2 separate regions of the Mus musculus genome follow, and region 2 is linked to region 1. Evidence: chromatin loops called from intact Hi-C (ENCODE). Cell type or tissue: gastrocnemius. All regions are shown on one strand. Each heading gives the region's core, and the rest is flanking DNA. Links, peaks and the distances in the headings are about the cores only. Region 1 has its middle 31 kb from the start of Zcchc24. Region 2 overlaps Zmiz1 (zinc finger, MIZ-type containing 1).

Evidence for each region. Peaks named below come from ENCODE experiments on the same cell type or tissue, not always from the same donor. Only the 100,000 strongest peaks of a DNase experiment are listed, where the experiment ranks them.
Region 2: a loop joins it to region 1, with 2.3 times the contacts of the local background. A loop is called at or near these places in 1 of 42 quality-filtered maps.

What each region holds. Positions count from the first base shown.
Region 1 is chr14:25,794,534-25,805,459 of GRCm38, reverse strand. No RefSeq gene overlaps it. Among named protein-coding and RNA genes, the nearest start is that of Zcchc24, 31 kb to the right of the region's middle. In gastrocnemius, for the core only: CTCF peaks have their summits at 5,075 and 7,086 (motif pointing left); DNase peaks (open chromatin) are centred at 2,676, 5,079 and 8,587; H3K27ac peaks cover 4,626 bases.
Region 2 is chr14:25,640,931-25,651,856 of GRCm38, reverse strand. It overlaps Zmiz1 (zinc finger, MIZ-type containing 1), which reads right to left. Exons shown (of 24, transcript NM_001310666.1): 8 at 8,185-8,299; 9 at 6,984-7,201; 10 at 6,000-6,198; 11 at 4,850-5,122; 12 at 2,007-2,189; 13 at 1,252-1,332; 14 at 464-638; 15 at 1-10. Among named protein-coding and RNA genes, the nearest start is that of Gm52102, 15 kb to the left of the region's middle. In gastrocnemius, for the core only: a CTCF peak has its summit at 5,303 (motif pointing left); DNase peaks (open chromatin) are centred at 5,032 and 5,316; H3K27ac peaks cover 1,357 bases.

The DNA of each region.
Region 1 (10,926 bases), core at 933-8,932:
TTTCCTCGTCCAGACAAGCCCGTCCATCTGATGGCTTCAGAGCCTAGAGCATGACTGGGTTTTGTTCACCATCAGAGTCTATCTACCATCAGTCAGGAGCTTCCAGAAGCTTCTGGGGCAGCTCCCCCCACCCCCTGCCTTCCCCTTTCCTTTGCTTCTGTCCTGGGCCTTGGAGGCAGAATAAAAGACAGCTTAGGGAGTCTTCAAGGCTACTGCCAAACAGCTGCTTCAGTAAGCACCACGGCAGCCATGACAGCTGCCTACACAGGTCCCACCAGAGGCCGACACTTTGTGCTTAGGGGATTCTGTTCAAAGGCTGAACAGCAGTATATTCTAGATTCTCAGACTTTCACTTTCTAACAGGGACAACCCTAATGTTTATCAGCGTGCACACAGGAACAAGCTCTGGCCTGGGGCTAGTGAAACGGCTCAGAGGGTAAAGTTGCTGGCCACCCAGGCTGGCACCCTGAGTTTGATCCCTGGGACCCATGTGGTGGAGGGAGAGAATCAACTCCCACAAGTTATTGTCTGACCTCTATACACAGGTTGTGGCGTGCATGCCTCTCCCCCCACCCCCACCCCAGGGAAATAAATAAATACAGGGGAAAAACACTTTGGGGGGGATGATGTAGTCTATATGCATAATGGTTTTATACCCCTAAACAGGAATATGGTATGGATATACCACATAACTAAGAGCACCTTGGGAACATCGTCTTTGGTGGGAGAAGCCAGATAAGCACAGTCTTATGTTGTATGTGGAAACTTGTTCATACAAAACAGAGGAAAGCTAGGGCAGTGGGTAGATGTCCTGGTACTAGATATCATATTCATACTGGCCTTCTCTGTCTGTCTGTCTGTCTTCTAACATGGCTAATGGCTCTGTGCACACTGGGCTCAGTGTTCAGGTGAGCATTGCACAGCTGCCCACCTGCTTCTGAGCAGTTGGTGAGTGGAGAAAGACTACCGGCTCAAAGGTCACCGAGATGATGTTCCCATCTCGGCTCTGACTAAAATTTGCCCCAGTTCCCTGTATAACTCAAGTTTCTTGATTTGTCTTTTGGCTTATCGGGTTCTCACTCGTCAAGTGGGGAAACAAGGTGGTTAAGGAGAGAATAAAATAAGTTTTTCCTGTCACTGGTATTCAGGACACAGTAATGAGTACAAGGGCATGTGTGTGTATAGACACACTCATACACACATGCACACACTTATACACACACAGACAAACACACTCATACATGCATGCATGCATGTGTGCATGTATACACACACACACCCCTCTGGGGTGGGAGTCTGCTAGGAACAAGGAAAGGACAGTCAGATGCCAGTTCCTTAGGAGACAGACCAGAGGGACACTTGGAGTCTGTGGGCCAGGGGAATCTGAGAAAGCTTACAGGTGGAGTTTTGCTTACACCAAGAGGCTCCCACCCCAGAGCCAGGTCTTGCCCCACCATGCTGGGTAGAAGCTTTCCTGGGAGGCACAGCCAGTTCAGGGAGCATGGAGTTGTCCGAACGCCACAAAGTAAAGCTGGGCCCAAGGTTTCTGACCCAGTGAGTAGCATTCCGAGAGGCCTGAAGCCTGAAAGGCCTGCGGAACCCCAGGTATCTGAGACCCCAGGCTTCACAATGACTTGGGTTGAGTGGCTACAGCCTCTGGATTCTTCTCAGACCCCTGCCTGGGCCTGTCCTGCAGCCTCTGATACTCCCGTTGGGGGCACAAAGGAAAGTTGAGTTGGGGGTTAAGGGTTGGGAGGGGAAGCCTACAGCTGAGCTGGGGGCCTGGGAAATTTGAGCCCAGCCACAGGCGGCCACAGGCAGGAGAAAGCCTGCTGAGCCCTAGCCCAGCCTCCCCAGCAGTCCCAGGATTAGCTCAGCAGCCTTCACTGTGCCCTGGACATCTGTAGTCTGCTCCCCTATCTCCCAGGTTCATGGAGGTGAAGGAGCCAAGGGACAGCTGTGTCTTAGAGCCTAAGACTAAGAGAATCCAGCAATGGCAGTGGAGCTGTCTGGCCTCGGTCCAGAAAGGCCCTCCCCCTTCCCCTTGCTTATGAGCCCCAAGGAACTTGGATGAGGAGGAGAGGAAGAGCAACAACACTTGTGTAGCTCACCAGACACAGGGGCACTGAGGGCCCCTTACCTCATTCTCAAAACTGTCACAAGGCTACCAGCACTTGTTGCCTTAGCTTAGAAGACTGGCTCAGAGGGGTTAAGGAACTTGCCTTGAGTAACCCAGTGGAAGTGTCAGGATAAAAATCCAGGTTAAAAGCAGTCTACTTCTGAATCTTGAAGCCCATTTGGACCCCAAAGAATGAGAAGGCAGTAGCAGGTTGCCCTGTTTGCTGACTGAGAGCTTTTGGTGACCCTGACTACATCATTGGGTGGCATGCTGAGACAAGAGGCTTTGTGAAGGTGGCTGGATGATCTGTCCCATGGATCTGGCATCAGTTGAGAAGGTCACAAGTAGAGAACTCAGCTGGAAAAATAGAGGCAATTCGGCTTAGAGAAGTCTTTGAGGAGGACGGATTGTTGATGGCCTAGTACAGACTCACCAGCATGGGGACCCAGTTCAGCCAGGATAGGTTAAGTTTTGCTACAATAACAAACAATCCCCACATTTCATTGGCTTCCACAACTCTTTGTTTCCTGTTCCTGCTACTCATTCAAAACAGGTCAGCACAGGGAACAGGGTGGGGGCAGGGGGCTGCTGTGCATTCTGCTAGCTCATGGATTCAGGCCAAATCAAGCTTCATCCAGACAGTCCTCCCCATATTTTGGCAGAGCTAAAACTGCACACTAGCTTTTAAAACTTTAGCCTAGTTTTTACTGGCCAAAGGAAGTCACACAGTGTATTAGCCAGCTTTTATTCACTGGAAAAACATCTGATATAACTGAGAGAATAGTTTTATTTTGGCCTGTGGTTGGTTAGCATCATTGCTTGGGCCTATGTTGAGGTTGTACCATGGCAGAAGTATGTTGGAGAGGAGAATACTACTCATCCCATGTTAGCTGGGAGAAAGGACCAGGGTCCCAATATTCTCCAAGGCCATACCCTGTCCTAGTTAAGTTTTTCATTGCTGTGAAGAGACACCATGACCACAGCCACTCTTATAAAGGAAGTTTCACTAGGACTGGCTTAAAGTTTCAGAAGCTTAGTCCATTGTCATCGTGGTGGGAAGTATGGTGGCACACAGGCAGACGTGGTGCTGGAGAAGGAGCTGAGTGTTCTACATCTGGATTGGCCGGCATCAAGAAGAGAGAATGACACTGGGCCTGCATTGATTTTCTGAGATCTCAAAGCCCACCCTAGTGATACACTTCCTCCAAGAAGGCCACACTCATCCCAACAATGCCACATCTCCAATAATACCACTCCCTGTGTGTGTGTGTGTGGGGGGGGGCGGGGGGCATTTTCATTCAGGCCAATGGGACTTCCAACTTGGCCTCACCTATTAAAGATCCCACCACCTCCCAATCGTGCCCAGACCATATTACCACTTACCAAAACCACAGCCAGGGAAATATCTAACTTGATGCTGAACATAAGCATACATGCACCCTATCCTGCCACTGCTCAGAAGCAGACAGGAATGTCTCATGGATAACAACAATGACTACCATAGAGCCAAAGGGGCAACAGGAAAGGATGTGGGGGGAGGCACATTTCAGCATGATCTTCCCGGAAAGCAGCGTCTGTCAACGGCAGTTGGTAGATGCACCACGGGAAAGTACTAGAAGGTTCTTCATGGTCAGCGGAAGTTGGGATGAGGGCTTTACAGCCAGAAGTAGTTATGTCCAGTCCCTATTCTTCCCTCTTTCTTTCTTTTTTCTTTCCTTCTTTCTTTTCTTCCTTCCTTCCTTCCTTCCTTCCTTCCTTCCTTCCTTCCTTCCTCCCTCCCTCTCTCTCTCTCTCTCTTTCTTTCTTTCTTTCTTTCTTTCTTTCTTTCTTTCTTTCTTTCTTTTTTTTTAAAAGATTTGTTATTTATTTTATGTATGTAAGTACACTATCGCTGTCTTCAGACACACCAGAAGAGGGCATCGGAACCCATTACAGATGGTTGTGAGCCACCATGTGGTTGCTGCGAATTGAACTCAGGACCTCTGGAAGGCCAGTCAGTGCTCTTAACTGCTGAGCCATCTCTCCAGGCCCCCTGTTCTTTCTTAATGGCCATTGCTATGTGCAGACTATTTACCAGCTCTTGGCTCTCACCTCTTCTCCACAATGTGGGAATGAGACATCCAGTAGATTGCTGTGGAGACTAAATGAGATACTATTTTTAAAAAATGCCCGTACCATCCTCTACACCTGGCAAATCCTCCCCAAATCCATTGTGTTTCTTGTTGTTTCTATTTCTACCCCAGATCCCATGACCTTGCCCCTCCCAGAATCCTTGACTGCATCCTTTCTTCAGCATCTCACATCCCTAAGACATTATAGTCAGCAGCCAGGGCAAGGCAAGGAAAAAACTGCATTCTGGCCAAGAACACTAATTTTTCTGCACTTCTGCCCCATGGGTTGGTGAGGTTGGAACCTTCTCTGTGAAGCTTCTGATTTCTTATCCACTCCTATCTCCAGATGTTCTTCTCTTCCCATGGTCTAGACGCCTGCGAAGCAGCTACCTTGTTTATCTTATCTTCAGGTCTTCCCTGACAGTCACTGATCCAACATAGACCTCTGTGGTTTTTTTTTTTTCCCCATATAAATGGAGCCTTTATGTAAGAGCTTTTTGTGTGCAGCCGACTGCTATATCTGTGGCAGATTCGGATGAGAGGTTTCCCTGCTCCGCTCCTATCTAACACATCACTACTATCTGTTTCTTGTCACTCGGCAGACTTTTCTGCTTGCAAATGTGGGCTCTTTAATTTCTGATATAAAACTGTCCATACTCAGACCCTTCCCATAAATTTGAATGGTCCATTTGGGAGACATCAAGAGATGTGGTGTGGGCCAAAAGGGGGGGGGGGCACAGAAGCACAGAGGAAGGGCGGGACTTAAGGAAGCCTAGCCTAGCCTACTTACTCCTCACAAACTCGCTGCAGCTCGCCGAGGTTGGTCTGCAGTACCGGTTTTGGACAGTAGGGGAGGACCAGCGACTGTGCCCGGGATGCCTCGCTGGGCTGATGAGGGTTTCAAGCTTCTCCCCTAGGTCCGTTTGTGCTGCAAGGGGTGACAGGGTTCTGGGCTCTCAGCTCAACTCTCTCCGTCTTCCAGGAGGCTCCTTTCCAAAAGTGCTGTTGCAACTGCGGCTTCCGCTTCTGTTCCCTAGAACTGTCTCATCCGAATGCCTTACCTCCCAGGGTGTGGGCTCTTGCAAAGAAATCCGTGTATTTAATACTCAGAGCTTGTGTGTCTCATGAAAGGATAGCCTGGCAATCCCAGATTCAAGGTTGTCCATGATCTCAGTCCTCGGTACCTTTCCACCCATTTTCTCATATGTGCGGCAAATAAAAGGCCTGTCACTTGGGAAAGCAGGTGATTTCTAGCTGTCTCTGGCTCCCATCATCCCGTTAAGGATCCTGCAGTAAAGAAGCCTGCACCAGACAATTAACCTAGCATTTCCCCAAATTATTTAACAAGCAAGGCTATTTCCTCATGTTAGCACCTTACATCTCATGTAATGGAGTGACCACCTCTAGGTCTGACCTCATGGTCCCCCCATTATCAGGCTCTGGCGCCCCTCAGCTCCAGATCTCAGTGGCCCATCTAACATGGGTCTTCTTGGGGCTCTAGCATCAGACAGCCCTCCTTAATATGCCACTTTCGGTGATTTTTGATGTTCTAGTTCCGGGCATCTCAGTTACAGTGTCTGCTCTCTTGGCTCTCTCGGTTCTGTGTGCAGCAAAAGTCCCAGGTCTCCAAAGAAGTCCTCTAAGGAACAAGAGGAGCTCACCTTAACTCCTAAGAATCCAACGCACTCTGTAGCTCAATTCCCAGCAGGTACCCCCCCCCCCACACACACACCATTAGCACTGTCTTGGGCAGAGTAGAATACAGGCTTGCTTGCCGCTGCCCTGGGCCCAGAGTGAACTTCAGGGCTTAGTGGGAATCAAAGCCTGCTGGAGCGAGTCAGAGGCTACCTGGATTTCTACTTGCCCCCAGCCGGCACAGTGGTTCCAAGAGTTAGGATGCGTCCTTTGAAAGTTCATGTGTCAGAAACTCAAGCTTCAGTCACATGTTCGTGGCATTTTAGAGTTGGAACATTTAGCAAGTAGTGAGGATTAGGAAAGCTCACGAGGGGGAGGCCTCGGGATGGCATTCAAGTTTATATGTCAAAATGAAGAGTGCAGAAGCTGGCACGGGAGCTGCCTCACCACAATGCACTCTGCCATGCTGGGACTCATCACAAGTACCCCAGCAGACTCCAGTACTGTGCTCTGGATTCCCTAGACTCCAAAATGCTAGCCAGACAAATCGTTATACTTTATAAATTCAATTGTTTGCTGTTCCTTTATAGAAATAGAAAATAGACCAAGTTAGCCTGTAAATGTGCTGAATATCTGATCCAGATGAAGTGCACAATAGGATCCTAACTTTTTATTTTAATGGTTTAAAATGTTCACTTTTTATCATTATTATTACTATTATTGTGTGTGTGATATGTGCGTGTGAATGTGAAGTGTGTGTGTGAGTGTGAGCATGCTCATGGAGGTCAGAGGGCAACTTTTGGGTGTTGGTTCTCTCCTTCCATCATGAAATCCAAGAATGAAATTCAGGTCATGGGGTCTGTGCTCAACCTAGCGAATCTTACCACTGGCCCACATCTTAAAACTTTTACTTGCTAATGTGCTTATATATCTATCATCTGTGCTACAGGTTTCACCAAGTGTAGTTCTTGGAGCCTTTGAATGGGAGCCATCTATCATTGAGTCAAATGATTTTAAGACAAAAAGTAATGATACGTGGTTTTATTTAACTATTAAAACATGTAAAAGCAACAGAAATTATGAAAAAGGGGACTGGGGAGATGGCTCAGCAGTTAAGAGCACTGACTGCTCTTCCAGAGGTCCTAAGTTTAATTCCAGGCAACCACATGGTGGGTGGCTCACAATCACCTGTAATGGGATCAGATGCCCTCTTCTGGTGTGTCTGAAGACAGCAACAGTGTACTCATATACATAAAATAAATAAATAATTCTATTTTAAAAATTACGAAAAAGGAAAGACTTTCTAATAAATTTAACCTTGCAAAGTTTGTTATATTGTCATCATTAAAAAAAAATTCTGCATAAGCAAATAAAAACTTTACCATACCAGCTTGCAACCTTGGGCCAGGGTCTGGGGATTAAGATATGTGTACACCTGTTGTGGTACAGGTCCAACCAGTACCATGTTACAACCACACTGCAAGGCTGATCACTAGTTATGGACTTCTCTAAGCATTTTGTGTTATATGAAGACTGATATTTTATATTTTTGGAAGCTATTATCTCTCTCTCTCTCTCTCTCTCTCTCTCTCTCTCTGTGTGTGTGTGTGTGTGTGTGTGTGTGTGTGTGTGTGTGTGTGTATGTGTGTGTGTGTGTGTGTATGTGTGTGTGTGTGCAGGTGCCTGCAGAACTCAGAGGAACCTCCTCAGGCTACACACACACACACACACACACACACACACACACACACACACAAGGCCTGGAACCTGGAACCTTTGGGCAGCTGTAGGCACTATCTTCAAGCAGTGTCATCTGGATGGTGAAGGGCAGCCATCTCCACAGTAGGAAGAATGAGGCTCTCCTCTGTGCAGAAGATGAGTCTGAAGGTCAGGACATCATCGTTATGTCTTTAAGGGAATAGTCGGTGCTTTTAACTGCTGAGCCATCTCACTAGCCCCTCATCTAGTTTCTTAAGGAACAAATTTATGCAAGGTTTACATTGCAGAACACCATTTATGTAAAAACATTTTTCTCTGTTTTCTTCACAGCTGTATATGCTCAGTCTACCATCTCATGTAGTCCAAATAATTTTTTATTCCTCAAGACTATTTTGAACTCAGTTATACCAAAAAGACCTGATTAAATGTCAAGCACATTACACTTAAAATTATTATTTTCACTTAAATATGGTAACTCTCTATACTGATGACTATCCAAGTTCCATCCAGTATTTAAACACTCACTTGTTTCCTATAGTTAAACATCTCTGAACCCCGAAATATCCTTTCTGTGCCCTCTGGCTCAGAAAAGGATATTTTTAAAATATCCACTGGCTCTTTTTAAAGTCTTAGAAGATCAACATATTTTTTTTAATGACGTAGCCTGAAGTCAACTACTCCGAGACTATGTCCCTCTTCATCCTCCCTCTGATCTCTGTGCCTGCTTCTGATGTATGTTGATTTGTGGTCTCACCGAATCATCAATATTCGGTTGTCCATCTGTCTATCCAGCTTACTGTCTCATTTGCCAGACTGAACTCCTCAAAGAGAAGTCTTCATGCGGTCACCCAAGCCCGGGCCATCAGGCATTTGGCAGCATGTGGCCAGGGAATGGCTGGAGTGTGTGCACTTCCGAGGATGCTAAGCTGCCGGGTTGGTGGCCTGAGGACCAAATCCTGGCCACGGGCCTGACAGCGGTGGAGGAGGCTACTCCATTAGGTCCCTGTGGGACTCTCCCAGGCCTGCCCGGTGGACTCTGCCACCCTTGCTTTCCTCCCTCATCCCAAGGCTTATCTGCAAATCTCAGCACTCCCCAAGGCATGTTCAAGAGCCAAGTGGAGCCTTCCATCTGGATCGAATTAAATGGCTGGAAGACTTATGTCTTGGAGTCAGCAGGGCTGGAGGAAGACTTTCAGAGAGAAACCTGACCTTCTTCCTCCGAGAACTAACTGAAAAGAAAAACAATGAGCTGGTGAGAGCCGTCCGTCCGTCCGCCCGCAGGGGTAGAGATCGTGAGGAATGAATGATAGAGCAGGCCTTTGCTATCTGTCAAGGTTCTGAGTCCTGGGGCCTCTCCTCACCTCGGCAGCATGGATGGACAGTGGTTCGTGCTTTGTGGTGGGAACGGAGTGAGGCAGACATGGATGGACAGTGGTTCGTGCTTTGTGGTGGGAACAGAGTGAGGTAGACAGAAGGACGTACGTAGACGGAACAGACAGACCATTATTTTATGACAACAAACCTAGCTTCCTATCCTGTGCCCCACCCCTACATCAGCCAGGAGGCAGCCACTCTCAAACCTTTTAAAAACAATTCTTTTGGTTATTGTCTCTATATCTCCACTGAAATAACTTGCTTGCATCAATGCTATTGAAGTTTCCATTTTAAACCTCTCTAATTGACTTTTTTACCATGAGAGATGAAAGGCTGGACTCTCATAGAGATCCTTCATCTTCATCCTCTCTCTGTCCCTCTGTCTGTCTCTTACACATGCACTTACAAGCACACACACACACGCACACACACACACACGCACAAATGCACACATGCACACACACTTCCCGTGTTTGACCCCCGTTATGACTGTGTCTTAATGCTGGTGGGAGTCACAGGATTTACATCTATGGTGATTAAGTAAACAGTATTCTCTGCTTAGACATAAGTTTCACCACAGTCTCTTTTTCTCCCCCAAGCAGAATTTTTTTTTTCTTGTGGAATTAGTAGTTATGATCTTGTTTAGTTGGGTTTTGAATTGCTTGGTGAGGTTTGACGTCCCTCCCACCCTCCCCACACACACATTGTGTAATCTGCTCTCTCCCAGCGGCATCTGGGAATCCAGTCCTCCCCTCTGTAGTCCCTCCCCTCCCACCAGCTGGCGTCTGGCCCCCTCTCTGCACAGTCAGCCGCGGGATCCTCTTTCGCTTCTTGTCCCCTTTCTCTCCTGTGTTTGGCCTCCTGTTTTCTACATCCCAACTCTCTGTCTACAGCTTCATTTTCAGTGGGACATATCCCCTACTAATGGTTTTCTTTCTTTTTTTTTTTTTAAGCGATCAATGAGGCAAATAGTTAAAGATTATTTTTCCACCCTTGAACTTGATCGATGGCTTAGCTGAACATGGAGTATAATTCTATTCGACTAGAATGCTTGGGAGATGATTTCCTTTAAAACCCTGTGCTCCAGAACTTCCTTTTAGCTTACCAGTGCTTGTGTGCTGATGGCTGCTTCTGTTTATAGCCAGGCTGTGTCTCCGAAATCTTCAGGGCTTCCTTTTTGTTCCATGCGCCCCAGCGTTTCGCCCATCATCTTCTAGGCGTGGATTTATTTTCACCTATTATGCAGGGCCTTTGCCAGACTCTCAGCCCTGGGAACACAGTGTGTGGTTCTAGGAGATGCTCTGGAGTTATTTTGGTTTTGTTTTTCTGTTGTACTCTCTGATCTCTAGTTTCTGGAATTATGACTACTCAGATGTTGGACCCTGAATGGGCATCCCTCTGTCTCAGCTTTTTCACCCTGATTTGCATATCTATATTTTTGTTTGCGTTTCTCCCAGATAATTATCAGTTTTTTCTTCCTTCCTTCCTTCCTTCCTTCCTTCCTTCCTTCCTTCCTTCCTTCCTTCCTTCCTCCCTCCCTCCCTCCCTCCCTCCCTCCCTCCCTCCCTCCCTCCCTCCTTGCCTGCCTGCCTGCCTGCCTGCCTGCCTGCCTGCCTGCCTGCCTGCCTGCCTGCCTGCCTGCCTGTAATCTCAGTACTCAGAAGACTGAAGCAGGAAGAACCTTATGTATTTTAGCTATTCAGCTATTAGGATCTCTACTGCTGTGAAGGGACACCATGACCTTGGCAACTCTCATAAAGGGAAACATTTAAGTGAGCCTGGCTTACAGTTCAGAGGTTCAGTCCTTTATCATCATGATTGGAAGCATGGCAGCATGCAGGTTGACACGGTGCTGGAAAAGGAGCTAAGAGTTCTACATCTGGATCTGCAGGCAGCAGGAAGAGAGAGTGACTGGGCCTGGCTTGAGTATTTGAGTCCTCAAAGCCCACCACCTACTGCTGTACTTCC
Region 2 (10,926 bases), core at 1,514-9,513, 150 kb after region 1:
TTGTGGTTGGCTGGGCAAAGACAAGGAGCATGTGAGTGGCAAGCACCCCAGCCTCACAGGTGCTGGGGCTGAAGCGGGACTCGCGCATCCACGGGACACTACTTTGGGAAGCATGCTCAGACAACACAAATGTGGGCCATACGCCACAGAAGGTGTGGTGTGCCCAACCTCGGGCTGGGAGCCTCTGGCTTCCTCGAGCTCAGCTGGCTCACCCCACCCTGCAATCCCGTTCCTCTCACTGGCCTCTCAGTACCTGAAGATCCATGCTCTTCTGGTGGCTGGGAATAAGGAGGCCTATGGTCCAGCCCCCACACCAACTATCACTGGGATTGGGGAGTCCTTGTTCTCAGCCCTCCTGCCTTTTCTGCATAACTCCCACCTCAGTCTAGCTTCTGAACCCTCTGATCCTGCCCACTGAGGGTCCCCAAGGTCAACTGAAGAATAGGGGGTATGGGCTCCTCACCTGGGGGTGGTGGCAGAGCACTCATATTTGGCTTGATATCAGGTGGGAAAGGTGGTTTGACATCTTGGCTGGGGGACAGATAGGGAGGTATGCTGCTCCCGGGCGTCATGGGGGGAGTGGGGTTCCCTGGAACAGGTGAGTGGGGGTAATTCGCCACAGGAACCGGCCTGGGAGGCTGGAAAAAAAGAGATCAGAAATAGGTTATGAACTCTGAGAGGTAATGGGTCAGGCTGTGGACATATGCTCTACCTGTGCCAAGTTCTACCCAAGGGCTACTCCTCCCAGCACGGGAGGGGAGTCACCAGAGGACTCACGCTCTCCTGCAGGATCCGGCTTCTTCTGGAGGACAGGGGGGACTGGGAAGAACCTTGCCCCTTATTAAAGCCCACACTGCTGAATCCCCCTCAGGGTTAGGTACATTTGTGGCTTCCTATAGCCAGGGGTCAAAGTGGACACAGAGGCCCAGTGTGCTAGGGACTTGTCTAACCTACACCAGGAGGAAAGAGCAGCTGGCCTCCCTGAATTGTGATTCTAGTCCATATTCCTTGACCCTGTTTGGGGCCCCTTTTCTCCTCACTGTCTTTGGTTTTCTGTAGTGCCCATGCTTGTCCTTGGTCACACATTGAAGCAGTGGACTCTAGGTCCCGAGCGTATCTACGCCTCAGCAGATGGCCACTCCCCCACCCGTGGACCCCTAAAACCTTGCAGAGGTGCTGGGGTGGGAAGGTAAGGGATGTGTAAGCCTGCTGATGCCTGCTGAGGGTCAGCTGGACTTTCTAAGCCCTCACCCTGTTGACGCTCCCTTGGCTGTAGCTGCTGTAGCTGCTTCCGGAGGAGAAGGTGTTGTTCTGTCCATTAAACTGTTCTGGCTGTTGAAATGAAATGAGACAGAGGAGTAAGCAGAGCAGCCCCGCGGCCTGACTCCGCTGGAGACACGAGGGTTCTGGGGAAGAAGGCACCAAGACGGGGGTCTCTAGGACTAGTGTGGAAAGTGGAGGGGCCCGAGCTTTGCTCCTGTTAACAATTTAGTAGACATTTTCCACAGCAGTGATGGGGATTGCTGAAATGAACACCCTTGAGCAAAGATGGCAAACACGCTGAAGGGTAAACTCAAGAGGGGTTTTCCCTTCTGAGAATGCATTTTGCAGCAATGGAAAAGGTTAAAGGCTCAGAGATCTTCATCAAAGCAGTATTGTAAAATCAAAAAATGAGGAGTGAATATGGGAAGGATGAGCTAGGGTGAGATCATCACCTCCATGGGCTGCTGGGCAGCCATTGAGACAGGGACAGAGACATTCTATAAGCAACAAGCATACAACATGTGCAGGGGGAACAGGCTCAAGATTACAGTGGTGGTCAGCTTTGTCTTTCAGAATTGTGCCTCCTCTGCCATCATTGTCTCATGTACTGTGAATGAAGGAGAGGAAGGCTATTCTGAGCCCAGACACAGTTGAGCACTGACAGAAAGTCAGGACTGCACCCCCCACTCCTAAAGCTGTTGCAGGTGTGTTAGTTATGTGGGTGCCCTGAAGATGGAACTCACCTTGTAATACTGCCCCATGTTGACTGTGGGGGGTGGGTACTGTCCGGTGCTGGGTTGGCTCGGCATCCTTTGTCCAGGGTAGTTGGGAGATGTGAGTGGCCTTGGGGGGTTAGGGGTAGGGTACTGGCCTGGCTGGGTGGGGAACTGGCTGTTTGGTCCATATTGCTGGTTTCCATAGTTGGGCTGTAGGAATGGAGAAAGGGCAGGGGTTGTCATGGTGATGTGATGTACTCAGATACCAGGTCTGGGGCCCAGCTTTTTTTTTTTTTTTTTTTTAAAAGATTGATTTTATGGCCCATATATATTATCTGTATGTGCACTGTGTGCATGCCTAGTGCCTGTGAAGGTCAGAAGAATGTATCAGAATCCTGGAATCAAGAGTTATGGATGATTATGAGCCATCATATGGATCCTGGGAACTGATCCTGGCTCCTCTGCAAGAGCAATAACCACCGAGCCACCTCTCCAGCTCCCCAACTTCTCTTCTTAGCTCTATGGTCTCCTGCACACAAGACGCCCTCTCTACCTGTCATAGGGAGAGAATGAGCCAGAGAATATTAAAAGCCTCCACTTGCTTTGACATCCAGGGACACTACATGCTGCAGGTCCAGGCCATATGCCACCACTCCATAAAACTGTTTTTTTGGAACCCAACGGATGCTCAGAGCTTCTCAGCTGTGTCTTTGAGGGGTTCAATCTTAAAGTACTCCTTTGTTTCTCCCAGTGTTTGTGTGTGCACCCCGATATGTCAGGGAGATGCAGGTCACAGAATTTGTTACCAAGAGCTGACAAGCCATGCAGTGAGGCTGATCTGGATAGCACTGTCCCTACATCCTATACAGAGCAAACATCTATCTAGTGCTCCATTCTTAGCAGCGTCAACTATACAGCTGTGGGAGAACTAGCCAATGAGGAGTGGGGAGCACGAGAGCCCCTCCTAGAGAAGTCACTGAGGAAGGAGACAGTGCCACCTCCTTCCATCTTCCCTAGCTGGAACAGTGGATGATCTAGGGCTTCCTGTCACCTAGGTACCCAGAACATGGTGTCCCAGAGTCAATGGTTCTTTGATGTCTATTCAAGAATATTCCCTGTCAGAGAGTCTCATCCTCTAGGCTTAAATCTAGTTGGTGAGAGTGCGCCAAGTGCCTGAGAGTGCTCATCAGAGTGGACTGTGCTCAGGAACTTTCAATGACTGTACGGTGGGGGGACATCTGCTACTCTGGGCCACAGCGAGTTCTCACGGTGGTGTGAAGTGGCTGGTACCTGCATGTTCACCAGGCTACAGGAGTGTGGTAGGGGACCAGACAACATGATTGAAGCCTGAATTAAGGATGTACCTTTTTTGTTGTTTTGTTTTGTTGACACAAGATTTCTCTGTGTAGCTCTGGTTATCTCAGAACTTGCTCGGTAGACCAGGCTAGCCTAGAACTCATAGATCTGTTTGCCTCTGCCTCCCAAGTACTGAGATTAAAGGCATATACCACCAATGCCTGGCTAGGTTGTACCACTTCTAACATAGGATGAACATACTGCCATGAGGTAGAAGCCAGAGCTCCCAGCATCTTATAACCTGGACCAGCTGGGAAGCAGCAATGCTCTGGGGAGAACTCCTTTAGTAAAAGCAGAGGGCTTGGCTTCAATGTAGGGCTTTCAATATGCAATTCTTCTGCGGCCTCATCTCAGGTGAGCAGCCTGAAGCTCAGACATGCATGCCCAGTGCAGCCAACTATCTCTCAGGAGGTTGAGGGTAGAGGGTGTTTAGTGACTGTGTTCTGGGAGTGAAGCCATCAGCTTAAGGCCCCAAACCAAGGACAGGCAGGGCTGGGAGGAGCCTAAAGGCCTTTGAGTTTCTCTCCCTAGTGCCCACTAGGTCGAGGCTCAGGTCTTGAGTTGGCCTCCTGGGTGTACAGGAAGCCTAATCACTATAGCCTATTCCTGAGTCTCAGGCTTAGGGCACCTATACCAATTATGACATCATCCAACCTCTGTGAGAGTGGCGGCTGAAGGGACCTGTGGGGACAGAGAGCTTATGCTTTCGTGGGATAGAAATCTGCTTCAGCTCAAGTTGAAGGCCACAGTCTTGACCAGCCAGAAGGACATGATCTGAGAAGATGAAGAGCTGAGGTGCCATGCCCAGGAAGGGGCATCATGGTGTGCCAAAGACAAACTTCACTGGAGCGAGGGGGGCGCATCAGCTGGGCACGGATCTTGGTCTCAGTTGTATTCTGAGTGTCACTGAGACCTGGTGACTTCCCTTTTCCCCTGACCTTCCACGGTGCTTGGGACCGTCTGCTGGGATGGTTTCCTCTGGCACCTCTGCTAGGAGACCCCAGAGAAGGCACTATCCCCAGGAGAGCAATATGATGGAAGTAAGCCCTAGGGATACTGTGTGCCATCCGATGGCCTCCCTGACACACAGCCTGTACTAGTGTACTAGTGGCAGCCCTCACTCTCTAGGTGGCTCCCTGCACTGAGGTCCTCATCCAGGGTCATCCATTAGTATCTGAGTATGGACAGGGTTAAGTGGTCTCCATGGTTTCTGCTTCTACACTTGCCTGCTCTAGGCAGGGTATTTTACAATGTCACGGCCCCCTGTCCTCTGGGCATTCTAAGGGCCAGTGTGGATTGTGAATACCATTGATTTAAAGTCATACACACTCAGGTGTAGTGACTTGTTTGGTGTTTTCCACAACAGAGATGATATTAGTCAGGGGCTAAGCCTCCAAAGCCCTTTAGTTCAAGTTCTCTAAGTGGCCTAACTGTGCCTTTTCCAAGGTCCCTGGGTCCATGGTCCCTCTGTCAATGTTCCTTCTCCTCCCATCCCCCATCATAGTCACACTTACCTCTCCCGGGTATGGCCTCTTTATGCTCTGAATAGGAAGGGACTGGGGCCGGGGGCCTGGGTAGGTCTGCTGGGGCATCCTTTGCCCGTGTGTGCCAAAGGGGCTGATGCCGGGTGGTCGGGGCTGGTTCATGCCCATGGGAGGGCCGCTCATGCCCGAGGGTGTCATGCCAGCTGCCATGCCGGCAGGGTTCAGGCTGCCCCCCATGGAGGCAGGCCCCCGAGGCCCGGGTTGGTTCATGAATTGGCTGTTATACGCCTGGGTGGGACCCATCTGGAAAGAGGAACACACCTTCAATGGGAGAAGAAGAAAAAAAAAAGAATAAAATGCCACATGCATTGAAAGTGCAGGGAAGGAAGGTAGGGGGCTAAAGGGGGAGCAGCACTTTCCCACAGGGCTGCAGTTAAGAGCCAGGAGCTCTTAAAGGACCCAGTCCTCCAGGGCTCACTACTGCCCTCTGCAGGTCTCATGGGAAAATGCAGCTGGTGGGTTTGGGTAGGGCAGGGAGCAGTCACTCCAAGGCACAGGCAGCATTCCCAGGGAGGCAGGCAGGGGACATGGAAGTGGGTAGGGATGGGAGGGACACAGGGAGGACACAGGAAGAGGAGGCGGATGAGGATGGAGGCTGAAGCCCTTTCCTGAAAGCCCTGGCCTTGCCCTTGGTCAGTAGCCAATGGAGACACACCCTCCATACACTAAGTGTGATTTACCCAGCCCACTTCCTCCTGCTCACCCTGCACCCTTCCTTCATGTTTCTGCCTTGCAGGGTTATGGGGTTCCCCTTTTCACACCCCACCCCATCCTTTTGAAGGTCAGAGGATCTACGATGAGGCCTGGGTAAAATCCACAGATGGGACAATAGTGGCCTCAGAGGTGATTAGGGACAAGCTAGTCACAAAGCCATTTTAGGCACACAACCTACTGTCTGATAAGCAGGAACTCCGAAACCAATAGGGTACCTCTTCCCCCATATGCACTGGGAGCTACCAGCCCAGAGAGCATAGCATACCCCCAAACCCCACCACACCCAACCATTTTACCATACCCACACACAACACTCTTTTAAGGGGCTTCCAAGGATACCCGTGGCATTAACGCTCAAGATTTCCCCAGCCTGGGTGAGGCCAGGCCAGCGGGCAGGAACCCTTACCGGTCCATACTGGTTTATATCCTTGTTCTGTGTCTCTTGCAAGGCTGCCACTGTAGCTGTGGCTGTGGCTGTGGCTGTGGCAGCGGCGGCTGCTACTGCAGCTGCTGCAGCAGCGGCCGCTGGCTGGGTGAAGTCAGCAGGAGGCCGAGTATGTGGAGGGATGCCCATGCCTGCTGGGGCACTAGGACCCCCAGGGTAACTGTGGAGGAGAAGCAGGGAGCAGTCAGAGAGAACTCATTAGCTGACTCTGGGATGTACCCAGTACCAGGAGGAAGGCTACAGGATTATACGCATGAATTCCAGACACCTAGCTTGTGGGTGTGAGGCCCAGCAGCGGACCTGGGACTTCTGAGATTGGTGGCTATTCTTGCTACTAGTGATGACAAGGCCACTCCTTTTTGAATCTTTGCTGGGGCTAGGACATTTCCATAGCTTCTCTGCTTTTCCTTGGTCACCACAGACTACCTTCTAAGCAAACATTGACCTGAGAATTGTATGGTGCTGTGTGCTGTAGATGTGGATTGAGGTGTGTGAGACTCCTGTTTTGAACTGCGAGGCTAGAAACCCAGCAACTTTGCCTCGAGAGCTAGGCGGAGTGTGCTCAAGGTGGCTTGGGCTGCTTCTGTCCCTTCTTCACTGTGATCTGAGGTTGGGGACTCTAGCCTCCATTTCTTCTTCATTCAGGTCAGTGAGCTTTCTAAGGAGTTTTGGACAGATGGAGCTCACTGCCACTGCTCTCCAATCCTGCCTGCTCACCCCACTGTCTTAGCATAAAGGTACATGGCTGAGAAGGAACTGAGGAAGTATCCCCTCTACCCCTGGGAGGTTGATGCCAATCTGCTAAGACACATGGCAGAACTGTCCTCATATCCTAGACCAGGCTATGTGGAACTGGCATTCAAATAAGAGTCCTTCCTGGATGTAGGTAGGAAGGCAGGGCTAACACGCTGCCGTAGAAGGGCACCATCCAGGTTGGTCACTCACCTGGCCCCAAAGCCCCCGCTACCAGGGTAGCCAGGTCGGCCGTACATGTTGGGCTGGATATAGGGCTGTGCAGGGCCAGCTTTGGTGGAGAACTGTTGCTGTTGCCCTGCGAACTGTGGGGAGTTGATGCCGGGGTTGCTGGTGCTCATGCCTGATGCCATGGGGTTGCCACCTGGATTCATAGGGTTGTTGGCATTGGCCATAGGGTTCCCGAGGACCTGCAAACAGAGAGAAAGAGAGAGAGAGAGGGGGGGGGGGAGAGAGAGAGAGAGAGACTGTCATTAAGGTCGGTACCTGAGGCAGCGTGGAGAAAGAGAAGACAAAGACTGAAACATGGCAGGGAAGACACAGCAGAGGAGCATGGGAGTGGCTTGAAGAGTCCCCAGAACACGTAAGGGATCAAAGGGAGTGGGCTGAGAATGTCAGCCAGGAAGGAGTGAGGCCAAGGCTCACAAAGCCAGCCCAAGTGGTCCCCATGGCTGCAGAGATAGATCTGAGGCAAGCGAAGTCTTTGGCAAACATTAGCCTACTCGGTCCCAACTCTACAATAGGGCTTGGTGGACGCCCTGGGCTGCTGCTCTAAAAAAGACACCTCTGTGTCTTTGGCCCAGATGTTGTCTGTGGATGAAGACCCAGGGAAGCATGACAGCTCCCCCCCAGGATGGCCTGGCCTAGGTCCGGCAGAGGGGGGCCCTCTGTTAGGAAGGAGGTGAGGAGAGAGAAAAGAAGAGGAAACAAGAATAGCATGTCTGGGAAGACAGCTGGGCTTGTCAGGCTAAGGCACCCTTTACTGAGAGGTGACATCTTAGGAAAACCTAATCCAGACCATTCAGGGCCAAAGGTTTCCAGCTTAGAACCCTGAGGTCAGTAACGCCCAGTAACGCTCTTGTTTGCACAACTGGAGGGAACAAGGTCTCAGAACAGTACTCATGGCCTTGTCACATAAACACCCTTCCTCTTCTATCCCAGAAGGCCCTACAATGGGGGATGATCCTCAGGGACCCAGCTGTGTCCCTACTGAGACAGCTGTGTACCCTTTCCGGAGTGATGCTGTCTGCAGCTGGATATGTCCTGAGACTGTCTTCAGTGAGGAGAGTGTCACGGCACGGTTCTCTGGAGAACCCCCCTCCCCACTCTTGGGAGGAATAAGAGACACTTGTGCCTAGGAGGGACCATGGTAGAGGATGGGACAAGTTCTTACCTGACTCTGGGATGTGTTGGTCACTCCCCACACCGTGGTGACCACGGAGAGGGAGCCGGGAGGCTGATTGGTGTTCTGCTGCCAAGGGACAGAGTCATAAGGAAATGACCCATCACTGCAAAGAGAGAAGAGGTCTTTAGAGCTAGGGCAAGGCAGGTGGCAGTGTCTTCACTTCACTATCCCAGCCGACCTTTGCCCCAGTGAGCTCTGGGGCTCCAGGCTCATGACAGCACTTGTATAATGGAAATGGGCCAGGCAGATGTGACCCTCTCCCAACAATGCAGGGGCTACCCCTGTGTTAGCTGTGTAAGCTGGGTGGGTCTACAGTCCAGCAGCTATGCAGTGAAGAAGCCAGCTAGTGCGATCGAAAGCTCACTCTAAGTCCCTTCTTCAAGTATACCGATTTCCCATGACCCCCTATAGAAACAGTCAGGACCTCGGCATTGTCTTCACTGGGGACAGCCTGGTTCCAACTTTAATGAGGCTGGAAGGGCCTTGGTGGAATCTTGCTTCTGTCCTTGTTCTCAGCACCTCATGACAAACTAGCTGCTGAACTGAGTCCCACTGACCTGGACTTCGGAATTCAGGCTTGGGTCACCCTTCCTCTGGGCCCAGGACCAGGCCTGCCCAGGTGCCCCGCCCCACCTCCCAGTCCTGTGCACATCCCTGCCTGGCTGAAACCTTCCCTTCCCTACAAGTGAGCATCATCAGGCTCCAGGGTTTACTGGGTAAAGTCCAGATGCACTCCAGACAGAACGATCTATCCCACTGGCTCGTCCCTGAGCCTTCACCAAGCCTCCTCACTCCAGCCCTGCAGTGGGTTGCTGATACAGGGAGCTCTTCCCAAGGAGCCCTCAGGGATCTATCTACCTCCTCTACTCAGTAAGTCTCAGGCTTACAGAGAACACTCAGAAAGGCCTTCTAGCCAGCCAGGGTGATGTGGGAGGAGCACAAGGGGTCCAGAGTGATGGACAGCATTGAGACTTGCCAGGGTCCCTAGGCCCACTCTAGATCACCCTTACTTCCTCAGTGAGAGCCGTAAAACACTGTACCTGTGCCCCAGAGCAGCAGAAAATCTCGTGTGGCACCCTCTTCCCTGGGTCTGCCTCCACTGGTCTGTGCTGACTTGCTTCCTGTTTCTCTGGAAAGTCGCCTCTTTGGAAAGCCTTCCCACCTCTCGGAATATAAAGGAGCAACCCACCCTGTTCTTTACGTATTTTTCATGACACTTATCACACATTTGATTATTATCTTCCTAGCCTCTACTCCAGAACCTGGAGTGAGAGGAATCCAGCAGTTTTATGGGACAGAGTGGATTAAAGGCCAGGGGACAAACAAGCTAGCCAGGAGCCAGGCCCTGAACTGGCCCCGAGAGTGGAGAAGCACTCCTGAGCAAGCCCTGTATTTTCTAAGCTGGGGTGACTGAACACTGTGGCCTGCGCTCTCATTGTTCATGGTGGTCAGAGAGTAACCTACTATCTTAAGCTGTTCTGGCCCCTGCTGCCTGGTCAGGTATCCGCCGACCTGGAAATTAGTCCTGAACCCATCCCTCACTAGCTGACCCTGCAAGTCTTCCTTGGGGCACTCTCATTTTTGAGCACATGCCCTCATGCCTTGTCCAAATACAGGAGTGGGTCCTGGTGCTCAGTAGCATGAGGGAGCAGAACACAGTGACAAACGGGGTCGTAGCTTGGTTGGGAGAGTGCCTGCCTAGCATGCACGAAGCCTATGCTTTGCTCTCCATCACTGCACAGACACGCCCGGAGAGAAATATTTACAATTACCCTATTATCTCAGAGGAGAAGACGGGAGAATCGGAGGTTCAAGGTTATCCTTGGCTACATGGAAAGTTTGGGTCTAGCCTGGGCTGTATGAAGCCCCGTCTCAAAAACAAAACAAAACAATAACCCTAAACTCTAAACCCAAACTAAACAACACAAAACACAGGCGGGAGATGGCTCAGTAGTTAAGAGCACTGACTGCTCTTCCAAAGGTCTTGAGTTCAAATCCCAGTAACCACATGGTGGCTCACAACCATCTGTAATGAGATCTGATGCCCTCTTCTGGGGAGTCTGAAGACAGCTACAGTGTATTTACATATAATAAATAAATCTTAAAAAAAAAAACAACCACAGTGCAGATGAATAAATACTGTTCTCTCAACACACCGGCCACTGTGGACTAAGAATCAGTACCAAGAGGCTCAGTCAAGAACACAATGTGAGCACAGGCCTTGGGGTCTGAGCAGCACATTCTCCAAGAGGATAAGAGTGAAGCAGGCTCAGTATTCTTGGTGTCCAAGGAGGGGGATATCAGGGCTAGACTGGAGAGAGAAACGGCATGGCTCAGGAGCAGGGCCCAGGAGCACAGGTGGCTGACTGAGGACTAAATGCAGCTTGTGAAAGTGAGGCCTGTGGCCAGGCAAGAAGGGAGGGGCTGAGCCACAGATGGCATAAAGTACCTGGCTGGGACACCCTGCAGAGCGTGTTTTCACAGAAAAGGGAGACCTCTGGCCATCCATTATCCTTCTGGATTCCCAGCTCTGGTATGCTGGACAGAGGTTCTCGAGTGACCGATCTCGAGTGACCGAATAAAGCAAAAAAGTCTGTCTTTCCCCCACCACACCCCACCCTTCAGAACTGCTTTACAAACTCCCTACCACCTTCCAGGCTCGTGAAGATTTGATTCAGGTTTTAACAAGCAGCTGGACAGGTCCAGGGGGGAGGGGGGCCCCCTGTCTCT